Linked DNA regions of Homo sapiens: region 1 is linked to region 2. A link is an interaction called in ENCODE POLR2A ChIA-PET data of the cell type or tissue named here. Cell type or tissue: HCT116. All regions are shown on one strand. Each heading gives the region's core, and the rest is flanking DNA. Links, peaks and the distances in the headings are about the cores only.

What was found. ChIA-PET counts read pairs that join two places held together with the same protein. Peaks named below come from ENCODE experiments on the same cell type or tissue, not always from the same donor. Only the 100,000 strongest peaks of a DNase experiment are listed, where the experiment ranks them.
Region 1: POLR2A ChIA-PET joins it to region 2 with 5 read pairs; 3 of 35 experiments call an interaction of 5 or more read pairs at or near these places.

The regions. Positions count from the first base shown.
Region 1 is chr17:57,724,870-57,732,925 of GRCh38, forward strand. No RefSeq gene overlaps it. Among named protein-coding and RNA genes, the nearest start is that of CCDC182, 16 kb to the right of the region's middle. RefSeq lists an enhancer at 2,045-2,544 and a silencer at 3,691-3,946. In HCT116, for the core only: no CTCF peak of the experiment used is centred there; no DNase peak of the experiment used is centred there; H3K27me3 peaks cover 417 bases.
Region 2 is chr17:57,291,981-57,300,036 of GRCh38, forward strand. The region is part of intron 5 of MSI2 (musashi RNA binding protein 2); the gene reads left to right. Among named protein-coding and RNA genes, the nearest start is that of MSI2, 39 kb to the left of the region's middle. In HCT116, for the core only: no CTCF peak of the experiment used is centred there; DNase peaks (open chromatin) are centred at 1,331, 3,351 and 3,751; H3K4me3 peaks cover 2,388 bases; H3K27ac peaks cover 4,115 bases.

The DNA of each region.
Region 1 (8,056 bases), core at 1,645-6,644, 430 kb after region 2:
GTGTCAGGGGTAGAGGGGTGGTGTCCTTGCATCTGGTCCTCAAGGTTGGCCTGTTGCGGTGCTGTTGGCAGGGAGGGGAGCTGTGGCTCAGGCCTGGCTCCCGGCAGCTCAGCCATGAGATCTGTGCTCTCACTGGGCAGCTTCACATCTCTCAGTCCCTGGGTCTTAAGTGGGACATTTAGAATGGACTGGGGTTAGGCTTAAAACAGGACATCAGAAACTTGGGGCCAGTGTGACCCAGAGGAGCACGAGGCATGCCACACAGACCCCTTCCCAGCAGCAGGGCCCAGAGACCACTAGCCTCTCTGCTGGCAGTCTCCCTGGGCCACCTAGGAATAAGCTGCTTTGGATTACCTAAGTCGCCAAGGTTTCCACCTGGTTTGGGAAAAGAGAGGAATTTCAGCCTTAAGACACTCCAGGGCAAGAAAAATCAAGTACAGTGCCAATGGGGAAGGGCAAGCTGCGATCACACCACTGCACTCCAGCATGGGCAACAGAGTGAGACCGTCAAAAAAACAAAACAAAAAAAAAACGCCAGGCACAGTGGCTCACGCCTGTAATCCCAGCACTTTGGGAGGCCAAGGCGGGCAGATCACCAGAAGTTGGGAGTTCAAGACCAGCCTGACCAACATGGAGAAACCCCATCTCTACTAAAAATACAAAATTAGCCATGCGTGGTGGTGCATGCCTGTAATCCCAGCTACTTGGGAGGCTGAGGCAGAAGAATCGCTTGAACCGAGGAGGCAGAGGTTGCAGTGAGCTGAGATCACGCCATTGCACTCCAGCCTGGGAAACAAGAGCGAAACTCCATCTCAGCGACAACAACAAGAACAAAAAACCTCCAGCAAGTTAGGCTCCTGAGGGCAGGACTTGGTAAGAATAGAATGCTCTGAGTATTTCAAAATGTTTTATTTTCCCCTCCCCACCACTAGATTTTTCTGTGCGATTCACTGTGATGACCAGGTGGGCCATGGGGACCTGGTGACTGGGTCCCCCCTGAGGCTCTTCTCTCTCAGGTTTGCCCATGCAGAGCCTCCAGGAATTTGTCAATTACAGGGCATGTTTTTACCCCAGAACTGGTTGCCACAGAAGTTTCTGCTCCAGTAAGTTGTGATTCTCTGTATCCACCTGTCTTTACAATTTGGGGTGCAGTGGTTTGCCCGGTGACCTCAATTCTGTGGTGGATCTAAGAAGACTTGCTTTTCAGTTTGTCCAGTTTTGTACTTGTGGTTAGGATGGAGTGGCGGCTTCTGAGCGCCTTCGTGGCATGTGTCTGTGGAAAGGCCTTGTGTGATGTATTGAGTCCAGTGGACTCGGTTCATTCATTCAGTGCCCTCTTTGTGCTGGCATTGACTCAAGGTCTGCGTTCTTCGTCTTGCTATTCCTCACCTCCCAGAAGGAAAGGTGTTACAGACGTCACTTTACAGACAAGAAAAACTGGGGACCAGAGAAGTTAGGCCATGCAGCTGTGAGGGTGAAGGTTTGCACGACTCCAAAGCCCACATGTCCCTATGCTGATCACGTGCTGCCGCTCACTCTTAACGGTTTTGTCCCTCTCCCTGCAAATGCCCTCTGATCAGCCAAGCACACAGACCCACCCCTGGTCCCATGAGGAGGCTGTGGAGCACTCCATCTGTGCTCGGGTGAAGGGTTAAGCTGCCTCCCCTCATGGGAGGGAGGGTGCTGGCAGCCCCCTTATGGCAAGGTCCGGTTCCTGGGAAATATGCTCAAGTGGTGCATTATAGTTTTATGAATCCAGCTCCTTCTGTTGTCCTGATTGAAGTACAGAATGCCTGGGGCAGGCTGCCCTCCTTCACAGACCCATTTGTCATGGGAATTGATTAGAAAAGAAAAAGGCAGCTTGATGGCTTGATTGCATTTGTTTGAGGCAGGAGGAGGACTGCCACCTGTCTCTGCCACCTTCGGCTTGGCCGGACCAAAGGAAGTGCCAGCTCTTTGTCCCAAAGCAAGAGTGCCCTGAGGAGTGCCACAGATGCTGGGGGGAGCTGGCGGGGTCAACATGGTAGGGAAGCAGGGTCTCCTGAGCCTGGGGTTTGGGGCAGCGATGTGCCCTCTTGGCCTTGGAGGAGGCGGGGACACAGAGGAGCATCTGCTCTGAGGCCACTCGCCAGAGGCTTCAGAAGGGGGCTGCTCTGCCTTCAGGGTCAGAGGCAAAGAAAGGGGGCAGCTTAGTCTGTTACTAAGCAGAACCTCCCACACCAAGTGGCAAGGGGGCAAGCCCCAGGAAATGGAGGGTAGGATGAGGGAGGGTAGCCTTAGGGGTTCACTGTCCCCACATCCAGACTGTCCCAATGTGGCAACGGAGTGTGCCACTCAGCTCCCCCCACTTCTGTGTGATTCACTGTGAGGTAAAGCTCAGACCCTGAGCAAGGCAGCCACGATGCTTGAGCCACCTGCAGGCAGCAGGGCTACATTTATCCGCAGGTCCTGGGAAAGTCACAATATCTCAGACCATTGGACCCACCTCGTCGTTCAACAGAGGAGGGACTTGCCCAAGGGCACACAATGACACTTGGCAGAGCCAAGACCTGACCCACCTCTTGACTCCCAGATGAGGTGGCAAGAGAGAATGGGATCAACCACTGTCCTTGGCCATCAGGACTGTGAGGAAAAGAATAGCACCCCTTGCCAGGGTAAGCAGCTGAATTCACCTTGGCCTTCAGCAGGGAGACCCAGGCCTCTGACAGTCCGTCCTCTTGGCCTCCTTCCAGCAAGCCCCTGTTTCAGGTTCTCACACGTCTACACCCTGGCCATTGCTGCTCCAGGGCTGAGAGGTGCTGCAGGGAAGGAAGGAGGGAGGAGGGAAGGGCAGGAGGAGGGCAGTCCGTGCCAGGAGACTCAGGGGACACTGAGATGGAAGAGCAGGCTTATTGACCCACCACATACTGGCTCGGATTTCCATATTCAGCACATACTGGAAGAATAAACTCATTGAGATGCCACATTGCTTTCCAAGACATCCCAAGAGGCACAGGGTTGGAAAGGCCTAAACAGAGCTGGGAGTGTTCCTCCACTGTGAGCAGAAGGCAGGAAGACACCTCCTCTGGGACTGGCCAGCAGAGGCCTCACAGCTCCCTGCAGCCTCGGACACGTGGTGCCCTCAGCTGTCCCTGAGGTCCAGCAGAGCCGCCCGTGGAGCTCTAACTCCAGGAGATTGTGCACACATAAGGTGGATAGAGGGAACGCACTCTGGGGAAACAGGAACCCATCTTCCAGCTCTTACACACCTCTTCCTAGAGACTGCTGAATATCTCCCATGCGCCAGGTCTGGGGATAGTTGGATGTGACTATAATTCAGAAACTTCTTCCAAAGGGCTTATAGTCTGATGATGCAGGTGACTGCAAACAGGTGACTGCAACATGGTGTTTAAAAGGCCGAGATGCTGGTAAGCAAAGGTGTTATGGAAATACAGGGCTTTTAGCCAGAAAGGAGGGTCAGGGCAGGAGGCTTCCTGCAAGAGCTGAGTCTGAGAGGACAGGGAGGAGTTAGCTGGTCTGAGTGGTGTGACCTAAGGCAGAGGGCAAAAGCAGCACTGGGCCTAGACACAGAGCTGGGAAACAGCATGTTGTGCTTGGAGGATTAGAGGATGGTGGTGTTGTCAAGCTCAGAAGGGGAGGCTAGGGAGGCAGCTGGGGCCAGGGCTGCAGAGCTCAGATGAGCTTCCAGGGCAAAGGGCAGCATGATGATCAGAGTCTGGTCCCTATGGGGCCCATCTTCTGTGATCCTTTCCCCTTCCATGGGTGCTGTTCCTTTCCTGGCCATGTGCTGCCAGAGGGACCCCAAGGCTCCACCTGTCATGTGGCCCCATCCAATGTCACCCCTAGGCCCTGTAGGCCGAGTCTATGCAGCTCATCTGTCTCCCACCCACGGCCCCTCAGTCAGTCCATCCACAAAGTCTCCTCTTCACTTAAGGACACAGAACTCCCAAGGAAGGGAAGAGCCTGTAGCTGGCATCTGCTCCATGGGGCCCTTTAGATCCAGGGGAGAGATATGTGGACAGGGCACTGCCAAAAGTTAGACCCCCCAAAAGCATGGAGAAGGCCCACCAGGGGTTTGATGGAGATGACAACCTGAGAGCCGGCATTTGTCTGTTCCTGGGGCTTCCCACCCTGGCTGCACATTGCGATCATGAGGGTTGCTCTCCTGAGTAGCAACCCCTGGGCTCTCCCCAAACCAGTTAAATGGATTCTCAGGGTGAGTCCCAAGCATGGGCATTTTTAAAAGCTCCCTAGGTGATTCCAGCAGGCAACTCAAGCTAATAACCACCAGTCCATACCAACCAACTCAGATCCCATCTTTCTTGTTATGCCTTCTTCCTCTAATCTCACAACTTCTATCTCTCCCACTGGCTCTCTCCTTCCACCTGTTCCTTCTCTTCTTCTCCAAGGCTGACCCCTCTGCTAAGCTCTGGATCTCATCTCCTCCCATCATCTGGGGAACCAGACTCCAAAGAAAACAATGATACTAATAGTCATAATAATAAGAGCAGCAGTATTCATGGAGTGCTTAATATGTACCAGGCATATGAATGTTCTCATTTGGATTTTGTCCTCAGAACAACCCTTTACTATAGGTACTATCATTGTCCCTCATTTCAGAAAAAGAAACTGAGTTCCAGGGAGGTTAAGTATTAAATCATATAAGCCCAAGGCCCTGGCACTACTGAGCAGCAGGAGCAGGACTCACACCCAGGTGCCTGTGGCACTGACGCCTAGTCCTTAGCTGTCGTGGAGACCACCTCTCCATTGCTATCTTGGGCCTCCCTTGTCTGCAACCTCCATGACTTGCACTTCCTTGGCAGGTTGATCTGCCTTCATTCTCATTCTTTCCATGCCAGCCACTGAGTTAGCCTGCAAGTTCCAGAGCAGACACTGGGCGCTCTGTGTCCCTTGTGTCTCCACAAGGTATCCCCAGGTACATGCTCAGGGCAGGTGAGCCCTGGGCCCCCAGGGCTCTGGAAGGGCTTTGTTATAACCTGCTTACTTGTCAGTCATGCCAACCATATGGTGAGCCCTTCAAGGTAACACCTATGGTCTTACTTTTTAGGGAGGAGAAAAGGATCATCTGACTTAAATAAACTAAAATTTCCAAAAAATTCCACCGGCTTGAAAAATGCTCCATTGTACCCAGATGTCTATTTGATGCCTAAAGAATGCAACTGCTTGCATGTAGCCACTCCATCCACACTGTTTCCCCCTTGCCTATGGGGCTTTGTGCCATGAGGATGATCAGTAAGACATTTTTAGGTTTCTGCCCTGGTTAGAGTGAGAAGGAACCTGGCGGGGGGGGGGGTGTGACATGGGGCACAGCAGACGTGTGTGCTATGAGGCATGCAGAGGAGAGATGTGTGGGTGTGGGTATGGGTATGGGACATGGGGTGGCAGGCATACAAAGTGTGTGCATGGGTGTGATGTATGTGTGAATGGTGTGATGGGTGTGTCTCATGGGTGGCACATGTCTGGGGGTAATTTTTGTGCAGTGCATTGAGTGTGGTTTGCTGTATGTATGATTTGCAGATGATGTGATGTATATTTGTTATGTGGTGTGTGGTATGTTTCTATAGCATGTGTGGCATATATGTGATACGTGGTATGAATGTGGCCTGGGATATGATGTGTGTGATCACAGTGTGTGAAAGGGTGTGAGGTATGGGGTCATTTGTGTGTGGTGTTGGGTATGAGGTGAGTGATCTGTGACATGAGGAAGGAAAGAGATTTAGCCCCTCTCATCTCACTTCTGGCTTCTCTGCTCAGCCTGGGTCCTGTATGCACCTTCACTCATGCAGTAAGACTCACAGACTAAGACCCAAGGTGTCCCATCCTGAAAGTGACACAGCAGCCATCCCAGGAAGGGAGAGCTTGGGCTCAGCACTCCCCATCAAGGTAAAACCAGACTTTCTTCATTTTCTCAGCTGCTGAGAGCCCTGTAACCTGGGAGCTCAGCTTCAGGAATGCCAACAAGGAGAGGACAGAGTCCTATAAATGGTCAAGACCCCACTGCCTATAAGCAGGCAGTGAATGGGGAAAGCCCATATCCTTAAGTCTCTTCCCAAACCCAGATGGTCAGTTGATAGGCAGAACATTGAAGACAAAACGTTGGATTGAAAATAGAATTCCTATTTATCTTCTCCAGTTCACAATGGGCTCAGCCCCATGCCTGATGTAACCCTGATAAAATCTGGACTCATGTGGCTCATCGAGAGTTATTATGACCTAGAAGCACAATGCAATGCCATTCCTTACTCTCTATCTTAGCACTACTAAAGGAGACTCAGATCCAATGGACTCCAACAGCACTTACTAAAATCCCATTCATTCTACTTCCTTCTTTCCCTGCAGCTGCTTGGGTGTAACTCTCCTCAACCCCCTGAAAAAGCTCCTCCTTGGCTCCCAGTTTGTGAAATTCTCCTCTGCTCTTCCTACCTCCTCCAGCACTTTAAGATGTAGAATAACTTGGCCTTTCTGCCAACAAGAAGGAACCATTTTTTTATAGGGGCTGGGGGTAGGCTGGTGATTTCAGGATCCTCTTTGTAGGAGAGGAATGTCAGGGAATAGCACCACATTTGAGAATCTTGGATCCTGGTGCACTAAACCATGTGGCCTATATGAGTTGCATGTTCTCCCTGGGACTCTTTCCACAGCTGTTTAAGGCAACCATTATCCTAGCAACTCACTGCTTCACAGAATTAAAATCTGCTAAAGAGCCATGCTAATACCCAGACAAAGCTTTAGGAGAAAAGAATAGTACATTGATGAGTTATCTTTCTTACCTGTCCATTAGCAAGGCAGTACCCATGGCAGTGCAGTGCAGGACAGCAGCCTTGACCAGAACTGATGGAAAGCTGCAGAGATGCCACCGGAAACTCAAATTGGAAGTCAGTGCCAGCATTTTAATACCTTTCTATAGTATTGAGTTGGGGTTTGGGGAAGGCTGGGAGGGTTTACAGGTGACATTCCTTCATTACCTAGGACAGAGAAGGAGGACACACACACACACACACACACACACGATGTTCTTGTTTCATCTTTCTACACCCACCCTCAATTTTTCTGAATCTCATTTTCCTCACTTGTAAAATGAAGGTGACAACTGCATAGAACAATCCTTTAGAACCAGACTTTGGAACCTGTTCTACCTTTTCTTACTAGATGTGAGACCTCAGACAAGTAATTCAACCACTCTAGGTCAGTTAGTGATTACTGCGAAACAAGCTACTTCAAAACTTAATGGCTTAAAACAATAATCGGTTATTATTTCTCATGAGTGTATGAGTAGCCTGGGTGGTTCTGCTGATGTGAGCCAGACTTGGCTGATCTTTGCTGAGGTCACTCATGCATCTACAGTCAGCTGGCAGATCAGCTGGGGGCTGGCTGGTCTAGGATGGCCTTGGCTGGGATAACTTGGGTCTGTTCCACATGGACTCTCATCCCCAGGATAGCCTGGGCTTGTTCTCATAATGGTGTTTATTTCCAAGAGAGTGAGTGGAAACACACCTGGGCTTTTTCAAGCCTGTGCCTGCATTAAGTTTTCTGCCATCCAATTGGCCAAAGAGTCATTCGACTGAACCTGGAGTCAGAATGGAAGAGGCCTATAAAGTTACAGGGCAAATGGCTGGATCACAGGGAGGCAAGTAATAAGTGTTGTCAGTGTAATCAATCTACCACTACCTTTAAGCTCAGTTTCCTTATTTTCTTTTAATTGAGGCGAAATTCACATAACTTAAAATTAACTTTTCTTTTTTTTTTTTTTTTTTTTTTTTTTTGACACAGAGTCTCAGTCTGTCACCCAGGCTGGAATGTAGTGGTGCCATCTCGGCTTACTGCAACCTCCACCTCCTGGGTTCAAGCAATTCTCGTGCCTCACCTACCAAGTAGCTGGGATTACAGGCGCCCACCACCACACCCGGCTAATTTTTGTATTTTTAATAGAGACAGGGTTTCACCATGTTGGCCAGGCTGGTCTCGAACTCCTGACCTCAGGTGATCCACCACCTCAGCCTCCCAAAGTGCTGGGATTATAGGCATGAACCACCGT
Region 2 (8,056 bases), core at 972-5,971:
GGGCAGAGTGCTGTGCTGGAGATTGGGAGTCAGGGATGGAAACAAAAGCTAGACAGTCCCCCTCCTCAGGAGGGCTAGTGGGCGAGACCTGCGTGAAAATGCAGGATCGTAGAGGAGGGGACGCATTCACCGAGAAGGTCCAGTGGATTGGGGGCTAGGGAGACCCTCGGACAGCTGCCTGGGGGAAGGGGCTAGAGAATGGGAGGGGAGGCTGGACTGGTGATTTAGGGGCAAGAGCAGGAAAAGTTCTGCATTCCGCTCAAGAGATAGAGACTTTGCCTGAAGGCAGTCTGGAATCCTGGCGGCTTAGGAGCCAGGGCATCATCACATTGATATTTTAGAGAGAAAATTCTTGGCAGTGTTATAAGTCATGGACTGGGGGAGACCAGGGAGCTAAGAGAACAGGGCCTGGACCAGAGCAGGGGGCAGAGTGAGTATGAAAGGAGGAGGGGTGAGAGGCAAACTCTCCCATGTGCCTTAGACCTGGTGACTCCAGTGGGGTTGGGGTGGCAGGGTACCTGGAGGAAGGGTGGATTTGTGAGCAGCCAGTACTTCCATCAGAACCCCTCGGGGGTGCTTGTTAGAAATGGAGGTTGGTGGGGGGTCCCTCACCTGTGGATCTCCAGTTGCTAAGGTGCCTGGACATCTGTGACTGAAACCAGGTCCCCAAAGGATGCTGAGGCCTGGAAACCTTGGTCTCACCTGGAGATGTGGCTCCACGATGCCCTTGGGAGCGAGCGAGTCATTTCACAAAGTGTTAGGAGGGAAAGGAGCCTTTCTGGGGCCAGCACGGTTGGAAGAGTTCACAGCCTTTCTGTGAGTTGCTTTAGGGGCCTAAGACTTTGGTTGCTGAAGGAAGTATAAATGTACAGTGACCCTCCAAGAGCCTCCCTCTCACAGGTATGCCCCACTTTAAGAAAACCCGCTAGACGAAAACCCTGACTTTTGGAGTAAGATTTGTCAAGGAGAGAGAGTTCTTCCCAGTACCAAAGGTTTCAGAAAAAGACCCGTTTAAGTAGTAAGCTGACCTTCTGAACCAATAAATAAGACAGTGGTTTCTTTCTTTTGTAGAGGTCACCTGTTGTAAATCTGAGAACATTTGAAGAATTTACTGCATTGGCTCATTAAGGTTAAAAAAAAAAAAAGTCAGTCGACTTGGTCAGCATTACCCAGTGCCCATGGTTTTCAGAGCCACCCCTGGGTGAACTGAGAATGGTGTTTGCTCCAGAGCCTGGGGCCACAGGGGAGGCTGGGGAGAGACTCAGGGCCCTACTGTTGGAATGGCCTTCACATGACTTGTCCTGCTTCCGGCTTGGAGTATGAAACCACCAAGAGGTATGTACAGCTCGCATTCCAGCATGGGAGGCGGGGAGGCTCCTGGACCCACGGGGCTGTCAGGTTGAGGCCTGCTCTGAACGCCTGAGCACTGCGATCCTGATGTGGAGAGCTTCCTTCCACCTCCGCCTCCTCCTCACGCTGCAACAGCGCTTGGCTGTACCTTGCCATTACTTGATTATTTGCAGAATTAGAAAAGGCTCAAGTATCTGATCATAATTTTTTCCTGGATATATAGCACATCCTCTGAATATGTAATCAGTGCTTTATTGTTTTTTTGTTTTTTTTTTTGTTTTTTTTTGTTTTTTTTGAGATGGAGTTTTGCTCTTGTTGCCCAGGCTGGAGTGCAATGGCGCAATCTCGGCTCACTGCAACCTCCGCCTCCTGGGTTCAAGCGATTCTCCTGCCTCAGCTTCCCGAGTAGCTGGGGTTACAGGCATGCGCCACCACACCCGGCTAATTTTGTATTTTTAGTAGAGATGGGGTTTCTCCATGTTGGTCAGGCTGGTCTCGAACTCCTGACCTCAGGTGATCTGCCCGCCTCAGCCTCCCAAAATGCTGGAATTACAGGCATGAGCCACTGTGCCCAGCCTGTTTTTTTTTTTTTTTAAAGGAATATGGGCTGTTAGATGTTGTAAATGGATAGGCAATGCATGTTCACTTTTTCTGAGGCTTGTTCAGGGAAACTGAAAAAAGTTCCTCTGTCACCTTGTGTGCATCTCTGTGGTACTGTCTCTCCAGGGTAGTGTGGGATTTAGAGGAGAGGGGCTGGAGGGGACCCTGCAGATGTCCCTATGTTCTGGAGGCGGACTTGTTTATTTTTGACAGAATGAATCTTGGACATGGGAGGATCTGGCTCTGACCAGCCACAAATTGGATATTTGTTTGACCTTTTTATTCCAGTGAGTGGGAAGAGATCCGGTACCTCCTTTATCATAAATCTTGCCTTGTTGTTTGCTCCAGTATAGCACTTCATCTGGGTGCTGTTTGAGCATCTGGCTTTCATTTTTAAGTGCCGGCAGGTGCAGGGGCAGGCATATCTCAGGGGGCCGTGGCAGATGAACGAGATGTGGCAAAAGCTGGCGTGGCACTGTTGGGGGTGAGTTTCACGGGAGAAAAAGGAGTTGAGCTTATTCTTGGGCAACTCTTTGCCTTCCTGCTAATGTTTCCAAGTATACCATGCAAGAATCAACTCCAAGGGGCTAGCTGAAGCTGGGGAAGGTGAAGAAGTGAGTCTGAGTTGTCTAGAACTTGATTGGTAACATCTCAGGGTACTGCCAGCTGCTGGACCAATGTGGTTCTCCTCCTTCCCTGCCTCTCACCCCTTCAAGATGAGTTGTCTTGTCTCTGACCCATCCTACAACAGCCACAAGTCAGTCGATCCTGTGTTTGTGCTCCCGAAGGACTTGGCGACTTGGCTAACAAGGAGACATTTGTTATTTCATTTCCTCATCCATTATTCATGCAGTGAGAGGTAATTAGCATTTAGTAATGTGGTTTCTGGGGTAGGTGAGTTGGGTTCATTCATTGAGCAAACATTTCTTGATCCCCTGCTCTGGGTTGGGTGCAGGCCAGGGGGCTAGGGTTACAGAGATGAGGGAAGGGCCTAGTTTGCCTTTGAGTGTGTGTCTGTTTGGGGAGGCAGGTGATCAGCGGGCGAAGGATGCTAAAGGTGTTTCAGGACCACCGAGCAGAGAGTCGTTTCTGGGGAGAGCCAGGGAAGGCTTCATAGAGGAAGTGGCATTTGGCTTGGGCCTTGAAGAGTGAACAGGAAAGAATTGGGATGGGGGGAATGTGCCCACCCTCCAGTGCAAACTGGGTCCTGGGGTTTAGCTTCTGATGATGGATGGTCATGGTCATGTGTCTTTCTGTGCAGCGCTGCCCACTTCTTTCCCCAAGCCTCTGTCACTCAGGAGAATTAATACGCCTCCTGCCCAGCATCTGGTGGCCCTGCCGCCCTGCTTGCTTAGGGAGATGGCTGACAGTTGGCAAGGAGGGGAGCTAGAAGGGTGCTGGTGAGTCATCAGGCTCCCCATGGCTAAAAAGAGAGCATACTTCAAAGCCCAGAGCATATCAAAGATGGGTTGTGTCACACCCACTGAGCATTTTACACAAATAAGAACTCAGTTTCTGACTCTGCAGCAAAAAGTTGGTCAGTTTTTGGGGGATTATTATTATTATTATTTTTTATACAGGTGCGGTAGGTTGAGAAATATTATTCATGGAAATAGGCTAAGTTGAAATAGGCTCTATCTGTTAAGGAATAGACTTATTAAGGTGGTGGGTGTGCCCTGTGTCTCTCTTCTTTAAACTCCGTTTTTCTTTGTTCTAGCCAATGTTTTATTGCTGATATGAATCACTGAGGGGCTTGGAGGGAGAAAGGAAAGGGTTTCTGTATAAACAGCTGTCTTGCTGATTCAATCTACAAAGTGGATTTTATAGCTAAAGTATTTGTTCTTGCTTTAAAATGCCAAAACAGCACCGTCATTTCCTCAGCGAAAAGAAGGGTCTTTGAGAATATGGGGCTTTCTGCTCCCGTCACAAATCTTTGCTTGGGGGAGAGGAGGAAGGAATTCCATAGAACTTTTCTTTGAACTGGTCTTTCTAAAAGAATCTCATGCTCAGAGGAGAAGAATTTTCTTTACAAAGTTTGAGTTACCAGTTCACGCAGCCTTCCTTTTTTTTTTTTTTTTTTTTTTTTTTTTTTTTTTGCCTTACTACATGTTCTGGTTTAAAAAACAATAATAATCCTCTCTGGTCATCACAGCTGACTACCTGCTTAATGTTTGCATATAGATATTTCATTTTCTTTTTTTATGCAAGATTTCATCGTTGCATTATCTGAGATAGTTGGTTGCCCTGAGATTATTAATAAATTGAGACAGTTAATGGTGTGTGACTCAGAACATACATTTAAAAACAAGTTGGAATAGAAATAGGTCTTTTACAAAATTAATTTTTTGTTAGGCTCCTCTCTTGAGCCTTTTTGTTTGAAGCCGGCTGGCTTTGTAGTGTTCATATATGGCCGACTGCAATTAACATAAATTACTTTTAAATACCAGTTAGTTGCTGTGGAGAGAGGCCAGGGTGGTGGCTGCTTATGGAAGGTTAAGAGGCTTGGTCATTGTCTGGGTTTTTATCTCACTGTGGATCAAATTCTGTTCCCTTTGGAGGCCAGAAGATCGTGTCAAAGATTGCTTTCTTTGACGATAGGGAGAAGGATTAAGTCTTTGCCCAGAGTACCAGTACTTACCAAGGAAGAATAAATAATCATAAAATGTTTACATATTTAAAAACAAATAATATTAAAATGCAACATGTATCCTGGATTGGATCCTTGAACAGAAAAAAGACATCAGTAAAAAAATTGATGAAATCCAAATAAAACATGTAGTTTAGTTAATAGTATTGAATATTGAATCAGTGTTAATTTCTTAGTTTGATCAATGCATCGTGGTTATGTAAGAGATGAACATTAGGAAAAGCTGAATGAGGGGTATGGGGAACTCTAAGCTATTTTTGCATTTCTTCTGTCATTCAAAAATTATTTTGAAATATTAAGGCTTTTTTGTTTTTTGAGATGGAGTCTCACTCTGTCGCCCAGGCTGGAGTGCAGTGGCGCGATCTCTGCTCACTGCAAGCTCTGCCTCCTGGGTTTACGCCATTCTCCTGCCTCAGCCTCCTGGGTAGCTGGGACTACAGGCCCGCGCCACCACACCTGGCTAATTTTTGTATTTTTAGTAGAGATGGGGTTTCACCATCTTGGCCAGGCTGGTCTTGAACTCCTGACCTTGTGATCCACCCGCCTTGGCCTCCCAAAGTGCTAGGATTACAGGTGTGAGCCACCACCATGCTGGGCCCAGTTTTTTTTTGTTTTTTTTTTTTTTAAGTATATTTGTAATATTGCTTTTGGCTTGGTTGAGATTATACAGGCACACCTTGGAGATATTGCAGATTCAGTTCCAGACCATTGCAATAAAGTGAATATTGCAGTAAAGCTAGTCAGATGATTTTTTGTGTGTCTTAGTGCATATAAATGTTATGTTTACACTATACTGTAGTCAATATTAAGTGTGCAATACATTATGCCTAAAAAACAATGTGCATGCCTCAATTAAAAAATACATTTGATAAAAAAAAATTGACAAAAATCTGAGCCTTTAGCAAGTCATAGTCTTTTTGCTGGTGGAGGGTCTTGCCTCAATGTTGATGGCTGCTGACTGATCAGGGTGGTGGTTGCAGAAGGTTGGGGTGGTTGTGGCAATTTCTTTAAAATAAGACAATGATGAAGTTTGCTACATTGATTGACTCTTCCTTTCACGAAATATTTCTCTGTAGCATGCAATGCTGTTTGATAGCATTTTACCCACAGTAGAACTTCTTTCAAGATTGCAGTCAGTCCTCTCAAACCCTGCAGCTGCTTTTTCACCTACTTTTAGGTAATATTATTAATCCTTTGTTACCTTCCCAACAACGTGCACATCTTCACCAGGAGTAGATTCCGTCTGAAGAAATTACTTTCTTTGCTCATCCATAAGAAGCAACTCCTCATCATTCAAGTTTTATCATGAGATTGCCGCAATTCAGTCACATCTTAGGCTCTGCTTACAGTTCCCTTGCTCTTTCCACCACATCTGCAGTTATTTCCTGCACTGAAATCTTGAACCCCTCAAAATCATGCATGAGGGTTGGAATAAACTTCTTTTAAACTTCTGTTAATGCTGATTTTTTTTTTTTTTTACTTTCTCCATAAGTCACAAATTTTTTAATGGCATCTAGAGTGGTGAATGCTTTCCAGAAGGGCTTCCTTTCACTATGTCCAGATTTATCAGAGGAATCACTCACTATCCATGACAGGCATAGCCTTACAAAATATGTTTCTTAAATTAATTGAAATTACCCCTGATCCACGGTTGCAGAATGGATGTTGGTTAGAAGGCATGAAGACAACATTAATCTTCTTGTATACCTCCATCAGAGCTCTTGGGTGACCAGGTATGTTGTCAGTGAGCTGTAATGTTTTGAAAGGAATCTTTTTTTCTCAGCAGTAGGTCTCAACAGTGGGCTTAAAATATTCAGTAAACCATGCTATAAAGAGATGTGCTGTCAGCCAGGTGTGGTGGCTTGCACCTGTAATCCCAGCACTTTGCGAGGCCAAGGTGGGAGTTTGAGACCAGCCTGGCCAACATGGTGAAACCCCACTGGTGTGGTGGCACATGCTTGTAATCCCAGCTACTCGGGAGGCTGAGGCAGGAGAATTGCCTGAGCCTGGGAGTTGGAGGCTGCAGTGAGCCGAGATTGCACCGTTGCATTCTAGCCTGGGTGACAGAGCAAGACTCTGTCTCAAAAAAAAAGAGATGTGCTATCATCCAGGCTTTGTTGTTCAAATTTATAGAGCACAGGCAGAGTAGATTTAGCATAATTCTTAAGGGCCCTAGGAATTTCAGAGCGGTAAATGAGGATTGCCTTCAACTTAAAGTCACCAGTTGTATTAGCCCCTAACAAGACAGTCAGCCTGTCCTTTAAAGCTTTGAAGCCAGCCATTGGCTTCTCCTCTCTAGCTATCAAAGTCCTAGATGCCATTTTCTTCCAATAAAAGACTTTTGTATACATGAGAATATCTGTTGTTGAATGTAGCCACCTTCATCAGTGATCTCGGCTAGATCTTCTGGATAACTTGCTGTGTAGCTTCTACATCAGCACTTGCTGTATTACTTTGCACTTTTATGTCAAACAAATGGCTTCTTTCCTTAAATCTCATGAACCAACTTTGCTGCTTCCAGTTTTTCTTCTGCACTTCTCAGCCCTCATAGAATTGAAGAGAGCTAGGGTCTTGCCTTGGGTTAGGCTTTGGCTTAAGGGAATGTTGTGGCTGGTTTGATCTTCTATCCAGATAATTAAAACTTTCTCCGTATCAGCAATAAGGCTGTCTTGCTTTCTTATCGTTCATGTGTTCACTGGAGTAGCACTTTTAATTTCCTTCAAGAACTTTTCCTTTGCATTAACATCTTGGCTGTATGGTGTAAGAGGCCTGGCTTTCAGCCTGTCTGGGCTTTTGAAATGCCTTCCTCACTAAGCTTAAGCCTTCCTAGCTTTTGATTTAAAGTGAGAGACACGTAACTCCTCCTTTCACGTGAACACATAGAGGCCATTGTAGGGTTATTAATTGGGCTAATTTCAGTATTGTGTCTACAGGCCTGCGGGAAGGGGAAGGGACGTGGGGGAATGGCCGGTCAGTGGATCAGTTAGAACACACACAATATTTATTGATTAAGTTTGCCATCTTATTTATTTATTTATCTTAATCAATATTTATCTTAATATTTATTAAGTTTGCCAGTTTGTGGCACCCCAAAACAGTTACATCAAAGATCACAGATCACCATTACAAATATTATTATAATAATAATGAAAAAGTTTGAAATATTTTGAAATGTGACACAGAAACATGAAGTTAGCACACGTGGTTGGAAAAATGATGCTGATAGACTTACTCAGCTCTACAATTAGTAAAAAATACAATATTAGCACAGTGCAATAAAGCAAGGCACAATGAAATGAGGTGTGCCTGCCTTTGGTTTATGGGCATTCATAGTGATGACCTCTAGGGAGGGCAGATTATTTCCTTGCTGCCTTGGGGACTGGGAAACTAAGGCCTTCGGGGATGCAGGGAGACCCTGGCTTCTGGCTTGTCGCTTCCTTCACTCTGTTCATCTCTGCC